Linked DNA regions of Homo sapiens: region 1 is linked to region 2. Evidence: read pairs that join two places in POLR2A ChIA-PET (ENCODE). Cell type or tissue: OCI-LY7. All regions are shown on one strand. Each heading gives the region's core, and the rest is flanking DNA. Links, peaks and the distances in the headings are about the cores only. Region 1 overlaps SRBD1 (S1 RNA binding domain 1). Region 2 overlaps PRKCE (protein kinase C epsilon).

Region 1 (8,345 bases), core at 252-8,251, 570 kb after region 2:
AGTTTAGGTCTAAATAAAGTAAGGTTTCTTGCCTGTTCTACAGTGTTTGCTCAAATCTTTTAAAACATTTTAATTCCTTAATTATCATAGTAAAGTGGGATACAGAAAAGAGTCTGTCCCATGCCCGGTCACCTAGGTGACTTTTGTTTGGATTTTTGCCCCATACACAAAAGCAGTATTTTGAAATAGAGAAAACACAAAGGTGAAACAGAGGAAATTGTTCTAAAACTGAGACATTATTTACACAGGTGAATTCTCTGCCAAAATGGTTTTGCAATGTTGTCCCTTGACTCTAAGGCCCAGGATATGGGCTGTACTGAATCTTTGCTTTACAGGGTATTATGAGTGAAATTCAGACTTAGCCTTGCAATTCAGATATTTCATTCACTTGTGACAAAGCAGAGACCTAACTGAAGGAAAACAAGTAATTGACCTTGACTAGGTGTATGAACCCAACTCATGTGTTAGAATTTGCTATTTATTCCTTAAATTTCAAGTTTTAAAATTTCTTTTCTGGGTATTTTTCCCTTCAGGATGAATTATGCTTCCTATGTTGAAATACTAGCTTTAGTTTTCTCAAGTTCCTGGAAATCACCAACAATGTAATAAGCCATGTATACACACACATAACCTAGTGTAACACCATTACTTATCTTTAAAAGAAATGTGAAATGATAGCATGATTTGAAGAACCTTTTACCAATAATGCCTTAAATTAAAATGACATATCTAATTTCCTTTATCTTTTGTTTGCTTACTCTGTGTATGTCATTGACCTTGGCAGTGAAACTAGATCCATTTCAGTTTCAAGTTCACCTTCTAGTTTTCGTGTTAGCACAGAAATCACTGTTACAGTTTCTAAAACTTTAAGTTACTTTCAGTGTTTAAAACTAATAATTATATGATCATTTAAAAAATTATATATAACATTAAAAATACTATCATGAAAGAAAAGATTAGTAAATTCTACTGCATTAGAATCTAAAACATCTCTCAGTCAGAAAACAATATATAGACCATCCATAGACAGGGAGAAGGTATTATATTTACAACACATAAACTATAAATGATACAGAATATGTAAAGGTCTCTTGCAAATCAAGACATGAAAAGACAATTCCAGAGAAAAACAGGCAAAGGCTATGAACAGGCAGTTCACAGAAGAGGAGATACAAAAGAATAATAAAGCTATGAAAAAATTTCTCTCTCTTACCATGAATGGAGGAAATGCATGCTAAAGCCATAAACCCTTCAGGCTGTCAAAAATTAGTCTGATAATTCAGATGTTAGCAAGCATGTGGAACACTTGGAATCTTGTACATTATTTATAGCAGTATAAATTGGTACCACCACTTTGGAGAGCACTGGAAGTTAACAGAGCTGGAGATGAGAATTCTCTTCAACTCAGCAATTCTGTTGCAGAATGTATATAGCCTAGAAAAATTCTCTAAAATGAACCTAAGAAGACATGCACAATAAATTCATTGAGACTGGGCACGGTGGCTCACACCTGTAATCCCAACACTTTGGGAGGCCGAGGTAGGAGGATTGCTTGAGCCCAGGAGTTTGAGACAGCCTGAGTGACATAGTGAGACGTCATCTCTACAAAAAAGTAAAACAATTAGCTGAGCATGGTGGTGCACACATGTAGTCCCAGCTACTGGGGAGGCTGAGGTGAAAGGATCACTTGGGCCCGGAAGATAAAGGCTGCATTGTGTTGTGATTATGCCACTGCACTCCAGCCAGGGCAACAGAGTGAGACCCTGTGTCAAAAAAAAAAAAAAAAAGTTCATTGAAGCAATATTTATAGTAGTGAAAATTTGGAAATACTGTGCTCATCATCTGGAAACTGGAAAGATACACTAGTAAAGTCAAGACTGTGAAAGAACAGATAGAGCAGTGAAAATGACTCAGAAATGCTAGATTAATATGGAGAAACCTCATAAGATGTAATGTTAAGCGAGAAAGTAAGTTGCAGAATATGTACAGTATTATAGGGCTGATATAAAATTTAAAAATATGAAATATATAGGATTTATGAATACCTATATATAGTAAGATTATAAAAATAAGCGCAGAATTTAAGATGATAGTTTGGATGGGGCATGGAACGAGAGAAAAATGGGAACTGGGAGAGGTACACCAGGAGTTTCAATCATATTTATAATATCTTATTTCTTAAACTGGTTGGTGTTGCTTATACTCTGTAACTTTTGTTAAATATTTCATAATTTTTTAACAAGATGCAGGAAAGCTTGGTCAAATGCTACAGATGCTTTAACTCGGGAACTTTGGCTTTCAGTTGGTTTTAGTGTCTTCCCTATATATTGATGAGTGTGTGTGTACATGTGTGTTTTACAATGAGAATTTACTTATAATCAGAAAAAGGTAAGCTATTTTCATTGTTAGTGAAAATTTAAATATACATTTCATATTATATGTTACCTTTCCCTTCATAATATTCTTAGAAATCTTTCTCAAGCCCCTAATGTTGCACGAAGTCAAATGCTTTGTAAGGCACAGTTTTGACACTATCTTAAAAAATATCTTATCTCATAAATGCAGGTTTTTCTTCTGTGAATTTTAGGAATTAAATAATTATTTTTCCCCCATGGTCATTTTAGACAGATGTGGCCTACGACAAACCTGTAGACTGCCAAATTTCTAGTGCTTATATACAGGGCAGAGTTGGGTAGAGCAGATGTTTAAGGAATTATGGTATCATATGTTACAGTAATGGTACTGTCATTTAACTAGCATTTATCGTATACTATTTTCTTTTCGCCACTACCTGCTTCCCTCACTCTTAAATTATTTAAATGAGAAACCTTAAGATTATGCAGGGGAGTTTTTAAAAATACCTAGGCTACATCTCCAGAGTTTGTAGTTTAATTGGTCTGGGGGTGGGCCCCACATGCCAACAAGCTTCTTAAAATTCACATGTAATTCAAATGTACAACCAGGGCGGAGAATCACTAGTTCTGAAAATACAGTCAGTAGACTAGCAGCATCAATATCATCTGACAATATGCTAGAAATGTGCATTCTTTCACTTGCTTCCCAGACCTGTAGGATCAGAAATTCAGGGGGATTGGACCCTGTAGTCTGTGTTTTATTGGCCTGGGTTTGAGAACCACTGGTCTCTAATGCTCCTCAAACTTGACTATGCATATAAAATCCCTTTGTTAAAGATGCAAACTCTGATTCAGTTAACCTGGAGTGAGCAATGACAGTCTGTGTTTCTAGGAAGCACTCAGGTGATAACTGTGCTGCTGGTCTGTTTTGATTAACAAGAGACCCTGCTGAAAGTCTCCTGGGCCCTCCCTCAGGCCTGTTGAATCAGAATCTGATTTTAACAAGATTTCTAGGTGTTTTGAATGCACATTGCAGTGTATGTAATGTAGGAGGAAAATTAGGACATGCCAGTATCTAAGGGTGAGAGTTTGAAGAAGCAAAAATCAGTATTGTGAAACACAACCAAGATGAAATAGGAACAGAACTGAAAATGTGTCTTTTGTGTTTAATTTTAAATGTTTCCTTTAAAGAAATTTTCCTTTAAAGTGAACGTACTCATTTAAAATATTGATGATTACCATAAAAATAATTTCACTGGAGTGGTGGAGGCAGAAGTCTGAAAGAATTAAATCCAGGACTGAATGAAGTGTAAGCATTTGAGAGACAAGTGTATACAAATGTTTAAGGAAGAGAGTTATTTAAGGAGGTCAGGATTTGAATGTGTTGAATGTCACTGGGAGGAGGGAGAAGTGGAGAGTGAGAAGTTGAATATGCTGAAGAGGGAGGCAGCTGGTTGCCTGAGGAGATGGCATCCACAGGATGCCTCCAGGAATAGCCTAAGGAAGAAAATGGAGAGGAGCTCCAGAGAGACTCCTGTGGGGTAGTAGGTGCCCGGCAAGAGATGGAAGATAGCAGGACTGTGAGGAGTTGTTCCCCTACATTTCTTATCTTCTCTGTGAAGCAGGAACCTACTCCCTGCTAACTGCTCCCTCAACACACACAAAAGAACAGCTAGTGTTAAGTGTCTGAAATCACAGTATTTATTTGCTTACTGTGTTCCTCTTCTAGTGCAATAAAAGCCCTTACATGAGGGTAGGCTGTTTCCACTTCTTGTATCTTCAGCTCCCAGGACCTGGCACATGGTAGATATTCAGTATTTCTGAATGAATGCATGGTAGATTATTGGTATAGTTGACCATTTATTGTATTTTTTAAACTTTATTATAAACACACCATAAAATTTTGCAGCCTCTCCAAATTTTTGTTGAAGTGGGATCAGAACTGAAAATGTGTCTTTTGTGTTTAATTTTAAAACAATTCTTGTTCATTTAAAATCAAGAAAATGTAGCCTGGTCACAAATGCTTCTTAGATCCAGGTGTTTTGAATGCACTGTAATGTAATGCACTGTAACATGCATTCAGAACACCTGGAAATCTTGTAAAAATCAAGGTTACATTAAAAAGTGTAGCCTTTCACTTAAAATTTTAAACCTGAACTGTTAAATAATATTTTTAAAATGAAACTCCTTTGAAGAAAATATGTTGAAAATCATTGTCTTCCTTTCTAGTTTTCTTCCAGTCTTATACTTTGATCATTAAAAGTGTTAAGTCCTTTATGTTCAAGGTAAGAATCTGTTCAGTTTTTTGTCCAGACAGGGACCATGGTGTTTTCTTGCAGTCTGGATCATTTCCCATCAGAATTTTGACTGTCACATTCGTGTGTCTGTGTGTGCATTTATATATATATACACACATATATGTATATGTGTGTATATAGTCAGCCCTCCATATCTGGGGCTTCCAAATTCAACTAATTATGGATTGAAAATATTGAGAGGAAAAAAAGGATAGTTGCATCTGTACTGAACATGTACAGACTTTTTTTCCGTGTCATTGTTGCCTAAACCATACAGTTTAACAACTATTTAAATAGCCTTTACACCGTATTAGGTATTATAAGTAATCTAGAGATGATTTAAAGTACACAGGAGGTTGTGCAGCATAGGTTAAATGCAAATACTACACCGTTTTATATCAGGGCCTTGAGTACCTATGGATTTGGGTATCTGCAGGGAGTCCTAGAAAAAATCCCCCATACCAGGGGATGACTCTGTGTGTGTGTGTGTGTGTGTGTGTGTGTGTGTGTGTGTGTGTGTGTGTACAATCTCAACCATGACAGTTTCTTTTTAACAGAGTATTGGTACTCAATTAATTGAGAATAGTTATGACAAATGTTTAAAGATGTCGGTAAAACCACTTCATTATTTCATAAATAGCCTTTTTTTCTTATTTTATTAGGTTGTATTTGGCATACAACTTACTTTTTATACTTTTGTATACATTTTTAGAGCTTTAATGTTCAGACTTCAGTTACCTGAAAATATTCTGTCTCATTTACACATTCTGTGATCTGGAACACTGATCCAGTCTCCAATTTTGTGTCTCAGTGTTTTATACCTGTGTGAATTTCAAGCCCTTGGGTTTAGTTGATAGTGAATGGCTGGCCTTGTGAAGGCCTCGTTAACATATTCAAAATGTAATCTGTCTCAAAGCTGAGGTAGTGACCAGAATAACCAATGCCACATTCTTTCCCTTCTTTGTGATAGAATGCTTTGTGTAATTCAGTGTATGGAGGTGACACTTACAGCTCTTTATTAATTGACCTTTTATGAGGGCTGTTACTTGTTTATTATATTTGCCATCTAACCAATGATCTGAGGACGTGAAATGTCTTTTCAAAAGGTACCCTAGAACATCGTTTTTCTGTGAATTGGCGAGCAAAAGTTTCTTGAAACCTAATAGGATAGGAGAGAGCTATCTTGCATACCTCATCTCTTTTCTGTTCTCTTTTGACTTGGATCTTTCTGTGGGAGTTCTGTATGTGAGCACCTGCTTGAAAGGTGTTTGGTAGTTTAGGGCCAGAGAGCATTAGAATGGCCATGTAGTTGAAGTGAGAATGGCTAAGGAAAGTGAAGAAGGAGTGCTATGGATGAAAGAACTGGAGTTCTTTAATTTAGCATACATCTCCATTTCTTTACCCCCTCTGCAAGGCATATTCTGTTCTCGGTGGAAATAATCCTTACCAGGACAGATCAGAGGTAGCACTTATAAAGGAATGTTCTTTGATTATGACTAAATCAGTAATTAGGACTTACAATGTAAAGTGTAATATCTTTATCCAAGAAAAACTTTGTTGCGATGGGATTCATTGGAATAGAATTTTTCCTTTAAAGTGAACTTATTCATCAAAATGTAAGTTATGGAAGTTCTTAGTAATTTTATCTTTGTTTGATACAGAGCCCTAAGGGAGTTTTTAGTGTACTGGTTATGTGTGGATGCATATATTGGTTGTGTGTGGATGCATAGTTTGTAGACTAAAAATAGTAGAATAAGATTACTCCAAAAATGTTTAATCCTTCATAAAGGTATTACTGCTTTGCTAAATTTTGGGATATAATTATATGTGGATAACCATTTGGCACACTAACAATCTTGGATGTAATGTTTAACTTTACTCATGGAAAAAACCATGTAATATAATAATGTTCACATTAGAAAAAATGTTGAGAACCCAAATATAAGATTGTGCTAGGTGATTATAGCAATTGAGAAGAGAAATAAAATGTGGAAGCACTATGGGGGGCCACTTATGAGAATTTCAAAACTGTATCCTGAATATCTGATACTTGCTATTTTTCAGGAATGTTGATTAACTCATTCCTTTATATATGTGTGTTGGAGTGTGAGTTGATCATGATCTTTAAGAATAGCACAGGCAAATGTAATTACTTGTAAGATTATGTTACATTTTAAATTTAAGGGGAAGACATCATCATTATTATAGGGACAGTATGCATTAAATGCATAATCCTGCAGGAAGGCCTAAGGTATAAGAGTTGAAGTGGGAAATAAACCCTGCCTGCAAAGTGATTTTATAATGTGGTACAGAGACAGGAAGGGTGGCCTCGTTGAATTATGGTATGGGTTCACTCATGGCAAAGTTCTCCGTCCAATCTATCTTATGCTATAGACAGTTGTGTTACATTGTCTTTCTTTCTGGTGATCATGGAAAGGAATTCTAATGATAAAAGTCTGTAGTGAGGGAAAATTATATTGACAAGAGAGATTTCCCCCCCCCCCCCCGGGTTATTCTCAACAATTAAATATCATTACCATGTAAGAAAAGTTACTTATCCTGGATTCGTGTAGAATGAAAATTGTTTTTCAGTCCACAGAAATGCATGTGTTGTCGTTTTGAACAACTAACCTTAAAAAATCTATTTTTGGGTGGGATAGTAGGCAGGTTAGCAGCCTTCTTAGTGTACTTTTTTTTTTGAGATGCAGTCTCGCTCTGTTGCCCAGGCTGGAGTGCAGTGGCGCGATCTCAGCTCACTGCAAGCTCTGCCTCCCAGGTTCACGCCATTCTCCTGCCTCAGCCTCCCAAGTAGCTGGGACTACAGGTGCCCGACACCACGCCTGGCTAATTTTTTTTTTTGTATTTTTTTTTTTTTAGTACAGACGGGGTTTCACCATGTTGGCCAGGATGGTTTCGATCTCCTCTTAGTGTACTTTTAACTCTGCTGATGTGTTGTCTTTAATAATCTAGAGCAGGGCACCCAATCTGTTTATTGTACTGTATTATTAAAAAGTGTATATTCTTTTCAAATGCTTAATGGAAAGGGATAATTTTCTGACATATACAAGGCTTTTGTTTCATTATTTATTTTGAATACATGGGGCCAGAGGGTATGAATGCAGTTAGGTTTTGTTGGAAGGGAACTTGCAAAGACTTTTTGAGGCATGATGTGCAAGTGAGTGTTTTTAAGTCTCAGAGGTGTGATTATGTCATAACAGCCATAACCTCTGGGCTTGCTTTATTACTTTTATTAAAACAAATCTGTATGAGGGCGCTATGTATATTTTGGTGATGAAGGAAATGAGGTGGTTAATTTATTATGTGAACAGCACTTTCAACTAACCACAGCGTGATTCGCTGCGAGTGCAGTGAAAAAGCCTAGCTCTGTAGAAATGACTGCATTTTGATTTGTGGACCTTAACTTTCAACACCACAACATGAAGTTTATCTACAAAATGATTCCTTTTTTTTTCCTGTAATGTTTTTGTACAATTTTTAATCTCTGTTTCTTTTCTTCATTTTATTGTGGGAAAATAAAAACTTAGTAAATGAACTAAACAGCTCTCATCAGCAAACTGAAGAGAAAAAAGGGAGGAGGATCGACACGTTAGGGCATTAGGGAACTGAGTAGCATCTTTTTAGCTTCCAAGTATCTCCCACATCTATCTCAGAAGAGGACTCCACAGAATAAGTC
Region 2 (8,345 bases), core at 37-8,036:
AGTTAGCATCTGCACAAAAGAGCCTGCCCTGGGGTATGGTCTAGTCAAGCAAAGCCCTGGCCTTTTGTGCTTCTTGCTCACACAGGAGACCTGGACCTTGTTTTCTCTATGAGAAAGGAGTTCAGATCCTTCAGGCTACAGAGAAGGCTCTGGCCTTTCAGGCCAGCTTCAAAAATTCTGATGTTTCTCTAGAGGTATCAAAGAAATCCTGAAGTGTGGTGTCATGAGCTATGGGCAGGCCTGTGGTGTATGGGGACACCTGGACGATGGAAGCTGGGAATGTGCTCTGCTTGAAAGCCCTGACATCAAGGGTCATTCTGATTTTGCTGAGCCAGAGCAAAGGAGACCCTGTCTGAAGGAAGAGGAAGGGTGAGACCTTCAGCTTCAGAGGTACAACCCATGTGGTCACAGGCTGCTTTCGAGAAGGGACTCTTTGGGTCTAATCCAGATTTGTAGCCCCTTCCCAGAACCAAGATGTACAGAGACCACACATAGTAGGGCTATCACTCTAAGGTGTAGGCAGTGCATGCCAACAAGCTAGCAGTCTCAGAATGGTTTGCAAAGGTGCAAACCTCAGAACATACCATCAGTAATGAATCTGGCTACTGTTTGGCCTCTGATACGTGCATGGCACTATGCCAGAAATAATATCTCTAATCTTCCCAACAAGCCTCCAAAGGAGGTCAGAGCAGTTGATTTGCCAAAGGACTCCCTGTGGTTGGGCAGCAGAGCCCAGACAGGATCCCCGCCCTGGGTTCTGTCCAGCATGCTAGGTTGCCTCTCCTAAGCCCATGGCCTCGGCGTGCTCCCAAGGCTACAGGAGGGGAAGCTGACAGAGACTGAGTTACTGTGGTGTCCTTAGATGTGGGAGGGAGGATCTTCGGAAGGAAGCAGCCAATTCTGGTGTTGCTTGAGGTTTGAAGGATTGGTGGCTAGAGATCTATATGCAATGTTTTCAAAATTAGGAGTTGGAATGGAAGATACTCCGACCAAGGAAGAATACAATACCAAATATGCAAACACGGGCACACAGCCCCCTCCTTACGAAAGTAGGGGGAAGAGCCCTAATCACCACTATCATTTATTAAATGCTTGCTATGGGCCTGGTGCTGTTGGGTAAGTGCTTTACCCAATTTATTTCATTTAATCCTCCCTACAACCCTATGGGGTAGGTGACAGCCCCTATCTAAGGATAACATGGAAGTGAGTGCTTGGAAAATCTGTAACTACTTTACAAGTAACATTGAGGTATAAGTACTCAGGTTTGGACTCTCACAGACCGCAGTCTTGGCTCTTGGGATGCCCCAAGACATCCTTTATTTCAGAGCCAAATTTCTAAAAGCCTAGAGTGTTGTCATCTCCAGCATGGCTTAAGGCTATGTCCTTACCCACTGTCAGTGGGCTGGGGCCATCTGCCTAGACTTGGTGCCTGTTTTAGGTACATTAGAAAGCCTACGGCTTTCTCTAAACTGAAACATAGGCTTTCAGACTGAAATCCCAAGCTCAAGGTTGTCCTCACACTGGTGACCCCTCAATTTGTTCCTCTCATCAGAAATGCTCTTTCCCCTCTGAGTCATCAGTGCAAATCCTACAGTCCTCCAGGCTCAGGTGAAATGCCACCTCCCATGCCCAGTTGCCCTGACTCTCCATTCTTCTAGGAACTCCTCCAGCAGCCCGGCATCTGATTCTATCGAATCCTGCACTGCTTACCTCATTTCATACGTACACTTTTGAGGATAAGGCTCATAGCTTACAGATCTTTTTCAAATCCAGTCAGATTTAGGACAGTGCCTTGGGCAGTCATTTGCTGATTGATTCTAAAGTCAACTCTCTCCAACAGTAGGTGTCTATGCCACTATCAGGCAGTATTTCTCAAAGCGTGGCCAATAACCACCTTGCATTTTAAAATGCAGATCCCCAAGCCCTATTGAATCTGTATCTCAAGGGGTGGGACCTACAATTTGCCAATTAACCGGCTCCCTGGGAGATCCAAAAACACTAATGTTTAAGAACCCTGCCATGAGGGACAATGCAATAGTCAACTGAGACAGCAAGATCCATGTCCAAGGGCCATCAGAAGACAGGGTGTGGGGTTCTGCTATGAATGCCAAGGAAACCACCCACTGTGGTGGGACTTCCCACCACCACGCCCAGTGAGGAAGATGATGAGCAACGGCTACCAGACCTCTCTCACCAAATGATGATGTGTTGACGTGCTGTCATCACCATCAGTGAAAATGATATGACTAAGTCCATAAGTGATGTTTGGTTCACCTTTTCTCCTCTCTAATCCTCCCAGAAATGACTGATCTTTGTAAATACTACATGTTGACTTCTTGTCATTGCGTCATAAGTGGAGGCCATCCAACTCATGCTTCTACATTTTTCATCTGATTACAGGTGAGAACGGGCTTCTCCTCCAACTGGATGGCTCCAGTTCTATACATGAAACCCTGACCTTTAGAAGCACCACTGACGGCTACTTCAACTTATACCTCCGTGTTTCCAGTCCATGATGAATTTTTGGGAAAGAGAGCTCTTTTCTCACAGTTGAAAACACTGGCAGCCTGCAGATGTGGAAGTCTCAGCTGGGAAACATGAAATCTTTCGATATCCCAAAAGCACACACCTTGGAAGATAAACTTTACCCATGACTAACTAAAGTCATTCTTAAGAGAAAATTATGGAGAGGATTAACATGCTTCATCCCTTTCTCTCAGCTTCCTGATTAGGACCTTCTAGAGTTACATAAATCACTTCTTGCTCTAGCCAGCCTGACTCCAAGCATCAACACACCATTGTTGCCTGGGCATTTTTTCAGCCTAGCCAATAAAAACTCCCAAGTCATCCTGGAACTTTTGGAGATGACTGAGATGCAAGAAAAAAAACACGGTAGACTTTAACAAACTGTACAACTGGGGACAACCAGCGGGAAGGTTTTGGAAGGCTGGGGGTAAAGAGGTGGCCTGACCATAATTAAGGGCAAGTCCTGCCAGCAAACCCGTGCCCATTTTAAGAGAGGGATGGCGGTTTTCCCAGGCGGAAGCTGGGTGCCAGGGCTCATTCCATAGACAAATGCTGTCCTCTCTCCCCTCCTTAAAATGAACATTGTCAGGAACAGGAAGGGCACAGGCGTGGTTCTGGAAAGATCTCAGTTCCAGTCCCAGCTCATCGTTTGTGCCTATTTCCTCATCTGTCAAAGAAAGATATCCCAGGACCCTGCCTGTCGCAAAAGCACCATGAAGATAAAGTAAGATCATGGACAAAGGACTTTGTAAAGCAATTTAAAAGTTGTATGTGTGCTACATGCCAGGCACTGTGCTAAAGGCCATACATGTTTTAACTAAATTCTTGCGGCAGTCTTCTAAGGGAAGTATTATTTCCACTGCGCAAAGGAGAACACCAGGATTCACTGGCATTGTTAATATTTGCTGGAAGTTTAAAAAACCAAATAAATGTCTGAAAAGTAAATGTTCAAAATGAGATACCCTATTGCTAAGAGGCTGTGAGATGAGTTTGTGTGGGTGGGAAGAGGTTAAAAAAATAAGTTCGCATTCTCTCCCATGCAAATTGCGACCAGTTGGTAGGGGCTGTGAGGAGCATGTGGGATATTCAGGATTCTCTAGTCATGGGCTGAGAGGAGGAGCATGATGGACTAGCAACTTGACGGTAGCTGCTAAATCAGCCGATTTTAGTTCCAGAAATGACTCCTGCTGGGTGTAATCACACTGGCTTTCATTACCATCACTGCCACAGGATGCATGAGCATTTATGAGCATTTTACTCTGGGTAAGTGGGTTTTTTCTACACACACACACACACACACACACACACACACACACACACACACGAGCAGAATGTAAAGGGGTAGAAGACTGTGTGTCTGCCTTTGGGTACTGACAGTGATTTTGGGAGATAAGACTTTTGTGCATAGAAATCTAAATAGCTAGTCGTGGTATGTATGCTGGCTGCCAAGAAAGAAGGAAAATTAATAAATGCTACAGGGATTTGGATGAACTGAAGGGTTTGTGGAAGAGGCGGGATGTGAGATGATCAGTGGGAGGTCAGGACAATCAAGGGGCATGGCTGGGGCATCTCAGGCAGAGGGAACAGGCAGGAATTCACATGCCAATGTTTCCAGAAAGCGGGCAGTGAGATCGAAGACAGCAGGCTGAGAGCCAACAAAGGAACAAGGAGATATTGACATTTTATTTTGCTGGGCATGAGTGGTGCTCAAAGTCTCAAAATACGGTCACAAAAGTGGGCAAGTTCTTTTCGTTTATTTGTAAAGCTCCTTTCCCAAGTGATTTATTTCAAATAAAAATCTAATTGGCTATCCCACTCTAATCCATTGCTTCAGTTACTATCCAAAGTAGTATTTAAGGGAAATCCATTTAAATATTCATCCCTACTCACATAGAGCATGGTACATCATTCACGACAGAGTTGTTTAAATATAGAATGCACTCCAGGTAACAAATGATGTATACAGGACCGTGCAAGACACTCCAGAGAAGGTCCCACCAATCATAAAAGGAAACACGTAACGAAAACTGTCTTCACGGAGAAGAAATATTCCGTGGATGACCAAGACTGCAAGGATGTTAGAGTTTGTGGTGCAGGAATACAGGGACTATCCCACATCACACAGGGCTAGGAGAAACAAATGGTGGGTTAGAAGGTGGAAAAGGGAAAAGTCGTTTAAGCGAATAATTCCTTTTCGTTGGGACATAATTACAAGTTGCTACAGGGAAGTATTATGATAGCAGCAATCCTAAGAGACATTAATTTCAGAGACCCTGAAGGTAGCAGCTTTAGATCTTATGCATCCCCAAATCACACCTGAAAGATGCAATAGCTGTTCAGAAGTAACAGCAAGAGGGAGGAGGGACAGGACTTCAGAATCCCCAGGGAGGGGGGCATGGTGGAACAGCCACATGATTTTCATGATTTTGTCTTCTGTCCTTTCAGTCTCTCCCTCTCTCTAACCCCCACTACCAAGTTGGTATTTGGGACCGCCCCACTACTTGGGGTATTCTGGGAGGACAGGAAAGACTTAAACTTAGCTAGGGAAGCAGGAAAGCACTCCAGAGTGCCCCATGTGGGTTTAAAGGACCTGGGGGTTAGACAGGAGGTTCACATCTGTTGTATGGATGAGAAAATAAGCTTGTTTTTCAACAAGTCTGCTGTCTTTCTGAGTGTGTCTATATCTGCAAGGTTCTCCAGTGCTGTCTTCTCCATGTTCAAGGTGGATGCCTAGAATATTGTCCATGTTCTTAGACTATGGAGACAGCAGTGAGGATGCTGCCCTCCCAGGATGTGGGGATCTCAGGGAGTGATCAGCTCAGTCACCCAGCAGTTTTGCAAGTGAGGCTTTTCATTACTCCCTGGTGGGAAATAGCTTAACTTTCTAATGGGTTTACAGAATCTTCTAGCCATGTTTTGCGGGTGGGTTTTTCACCTTGCGTCACAGAGAGGGTATTTAGAAGAAAGGACAGTGTGGGAAACATTTACTCAGATACACAGCTTGGGAAGAGGATCATTATTCATGGAGTCTTCTGGTACAAGGACCCCAGCAAATGCCCTCCAAACATCATTTCCTCCTCCACTTACATTTCAAAAAAAGCTGCAGGAGTTTGATATTTTCTTAGTTTCCTTTTCCTGACTCCCTCTGTACAGGATGATGTAGTTGTTTACTTTAAGGCTCAGGAGTCAGCCAGCATTGTATGAAAAGCTTTCCCACAAAAAAAAAAAAACCCATACGACGACAAACCCCTTTCCCTGATGTTTAAGCAATTAGCGATGCATGAACAGGCTTGCTTGAGCTCTTGGTCTAGGACCTGCTCCTTCTTCCTGTTGCAGGAGCCACTCACCCTGGGACTGAGGGATACAGGGAGGCCTTTTCATTTCACAAAGGGTGGCGTTAGTGGGGGCAGTGAACAGACAGGATCTTCATTGGTCCCACCTCCAAGCCACTTTTGTGGCTCCCCCTGCTGTTCACCCCGGTGTCACATGAAATTCCAAACCTCAATGTGCTTATCCATAAAATGGGGAAATAAAAAAGTTGTGGAAAAGATGAAACCACCATGTAAATTTAACATATTATCTGAGACAGCACTGTAGAATGATGAACACTAGGACAATGGAACAGAAACTGCCTTGGTTCAAATCCAATTCTACCACTTCTTAACTATGTGACGTTGGAGAAGTCATTCTACCTCCCTGTGTCTCAGGATATCCACCTCTCAGGACTATTGCAAAGATTAAGTTAATCAACATACGTAAAGAGCTTTAAAAAATGACAGGTATATAGTAAGTGCCATAAGAACATTAGCTAAGTTCACAATAACAAAGACGTGGAATCAACCTAAATGCCCATCAATGATAGACTGGGTAAAGAAAATGTGGTATATACACACCATGGAATAATATGCAGCCATAAAAAAGAACCAGATCATGTCCTTTACAGGGACATGGATGGAGCTGGAGGCCATTATCCTTAGCAAACTAACACAGGAACAGAAAACCAAATACCACATGTTCTCACTTGTAAGTGAGAGCTAAATGATGAGCATACATGGACACATAGAGGGGAACAACATGCACTGGGGCCTGTGGGAGTGGGGAGGAGGGAGAGGATCAGCAAAAATAACTAATGAGTACCAAGCTTAATACCTGGGTGATGAAATAATCTGTACAATAAGCCCCCATGACACAAGTTTACCTATGTAACAAACCTGCACATATACCCTGAACTTAAAAGTTTTTAAAAAGAACATCAGTTATTATCATTCTTGGCTTATAGAAAACACTCTATAAATGTTAGTTACATTTACGTATGTGATGGCAGCAAGGAAAGCTGTTATTTTCAACCAGTGGTGGCAGGTGGGGAGGGCAGCACAGTGAGTGCTATGTCCCCTATAGAATATGCCAGAATCTAGAAAGAACACACACATCTACAGTTTAAAAGGTTCAATTTATAACATCACTTTATAGGTGAAAATGGAAAGATAACTATGGTTTTCATAATACAAACTGCCAAATGAAATGTTTGGCATCTTCTTAGTTATAAAACATGGTTTAAAAACATGTTGCAAAACACAAATGTTGTGGCAGTGAAGAAAGTTTACCCCCCAACTCAGAGCTGCTTGCTGAAAGAGTGAGGCTGGGCTAGGTTACTCTTTAAGAATCCCAACCTTCGGCCGGACGCGGTGGCTCACGCCTGTAATTCCAGCACTTTGGGAGGCTGAGACGGGCGGATCACTTGAGGTCAAGAGTTTGAGACCGGCCTGGCCAGCATGGCAAAACCCCGTCTCTACTAAAAACACAAAAGTCAGCCGGGTGCAGTGGTGGGAGCCTGTAATCCCAGCTACTCGGGAGGCTGAGGCAGGAGAATCACGTGAACCCGGGAGGCGGAGGCTGCAGTGAGCTAAGATCTTGCCACTGCACTCCAGTCTGGGCCACAGAGCCCGACTCCATCTCAAAAAAAAAAAAGAAAAAAAAGAATCCCAACCTTCAAGAGGGAGGTCCCCCAGGGTAGGTGGAAGGTGGGCCAGCAGTTCTGTAGATAACCCCCTGGTCTTGAGCCCCATCTTGGCCTTGGTCTTGGAAAGAGGATAGGGACTACGCTTCATTCTTCCAGCTAAATAGGCCATGGGACCAGTCACCACACTTCTTGTCCTTGAGACAGATCATACTGCCAAAAGAACAGGAAAATCGAAACTTTAGTGGCAAAAGAATGATACACAGAGGTAGTGCACAAGCTCAGTTTTTTGTTAAAGTTCGAATTTTTGGAGAGCATGTCATCATTTAAAATGCTAGTGCCTATGACAGTTTGGATGCTTTCATGTTCTTGTTCCCCTTCCCTGCCTTATTGTAAAATATACCTACGAATGAGAATATGTAAAATATGCATATGCATTTTAAAGATCAAATAAGACTCACTTTTAGCTGTGACCCACCTTGACAGATAGAACATGGTTGCTGGCCTTTGAAACCCCTTTAACTCTCTTTAATTGCAACCTCTCTCCCCATCCTCATTCAGTCCCTATTTGGACTTCCCTGGTAATCATGATCTTGTTTTTCTTTTCTTTTTCTTTCTTTTTTGAGATAGGGTCTCACTCTGATGCCCAGGATGAAGTACAAGTGGTACAATCATGCTTCACTGCAGCCTCAACCTCCTGGGCTCAACCTACCCTCCTACCTCAGCCTCCCGAATAGCTGGGACTACAGGTGTGTGCCACCATCCCTGGCTAATTCTTTTATTTATTTTTGAGACAGGGTCTTGCTCTGTTGCTCAGGCTGGAGTACAGTGGCATGATTATGGCTCACTGCAGCCTTGACTT

Evidence for each region. Peaks named below come from ENCODE experiments on the same cell type or tissue, not always from the same donor. Only the 100,000 strongest peaks of a DNase experiment are listed, where the experiment ranks them.
Region 1: POLR2A ChIA-PET joins it to region 2 with 7 read pairs; 2 of 35 experiments call an interaction of 5 or more read pairs at or near these places.

Annotation. Positions count from the first base shown.
Region 1 is chr2:45,461,831-45,470,175 of GRCh38, reverse strand. The region is part of intron 16 of SRBD1 (S1 RNA binding domain 1); the gene reads left to right. Among named protein-coding and RNA genes, the nearest start is that of SRBD1, 150 kb to the left of the region's middle. RefSeq lists an enhancer at 3,698-4,208. In OCI-LY7, for the core only: no CTCF peak of the experiment used is centred there; a DNase peak (open chromatin) is centred at 3,281; H3K27ac peaks cover 2,904 bases.
Region 2 is chr2:46,027,097-46,035,441 of GRCh38, reverse strand. All of the region lies in intron 10 of PRKCE (protein kinase C epsilon), which reads right to left. Among named protein-coding and RNA genes, the nearest start is that of EPAS1, 270 kb to the left of the region's middle. In OCI-LY7, for the core only: a CTCF peak has its summit at 5,993 (motif pointing left); no DNase peak of the experiment used is centred there.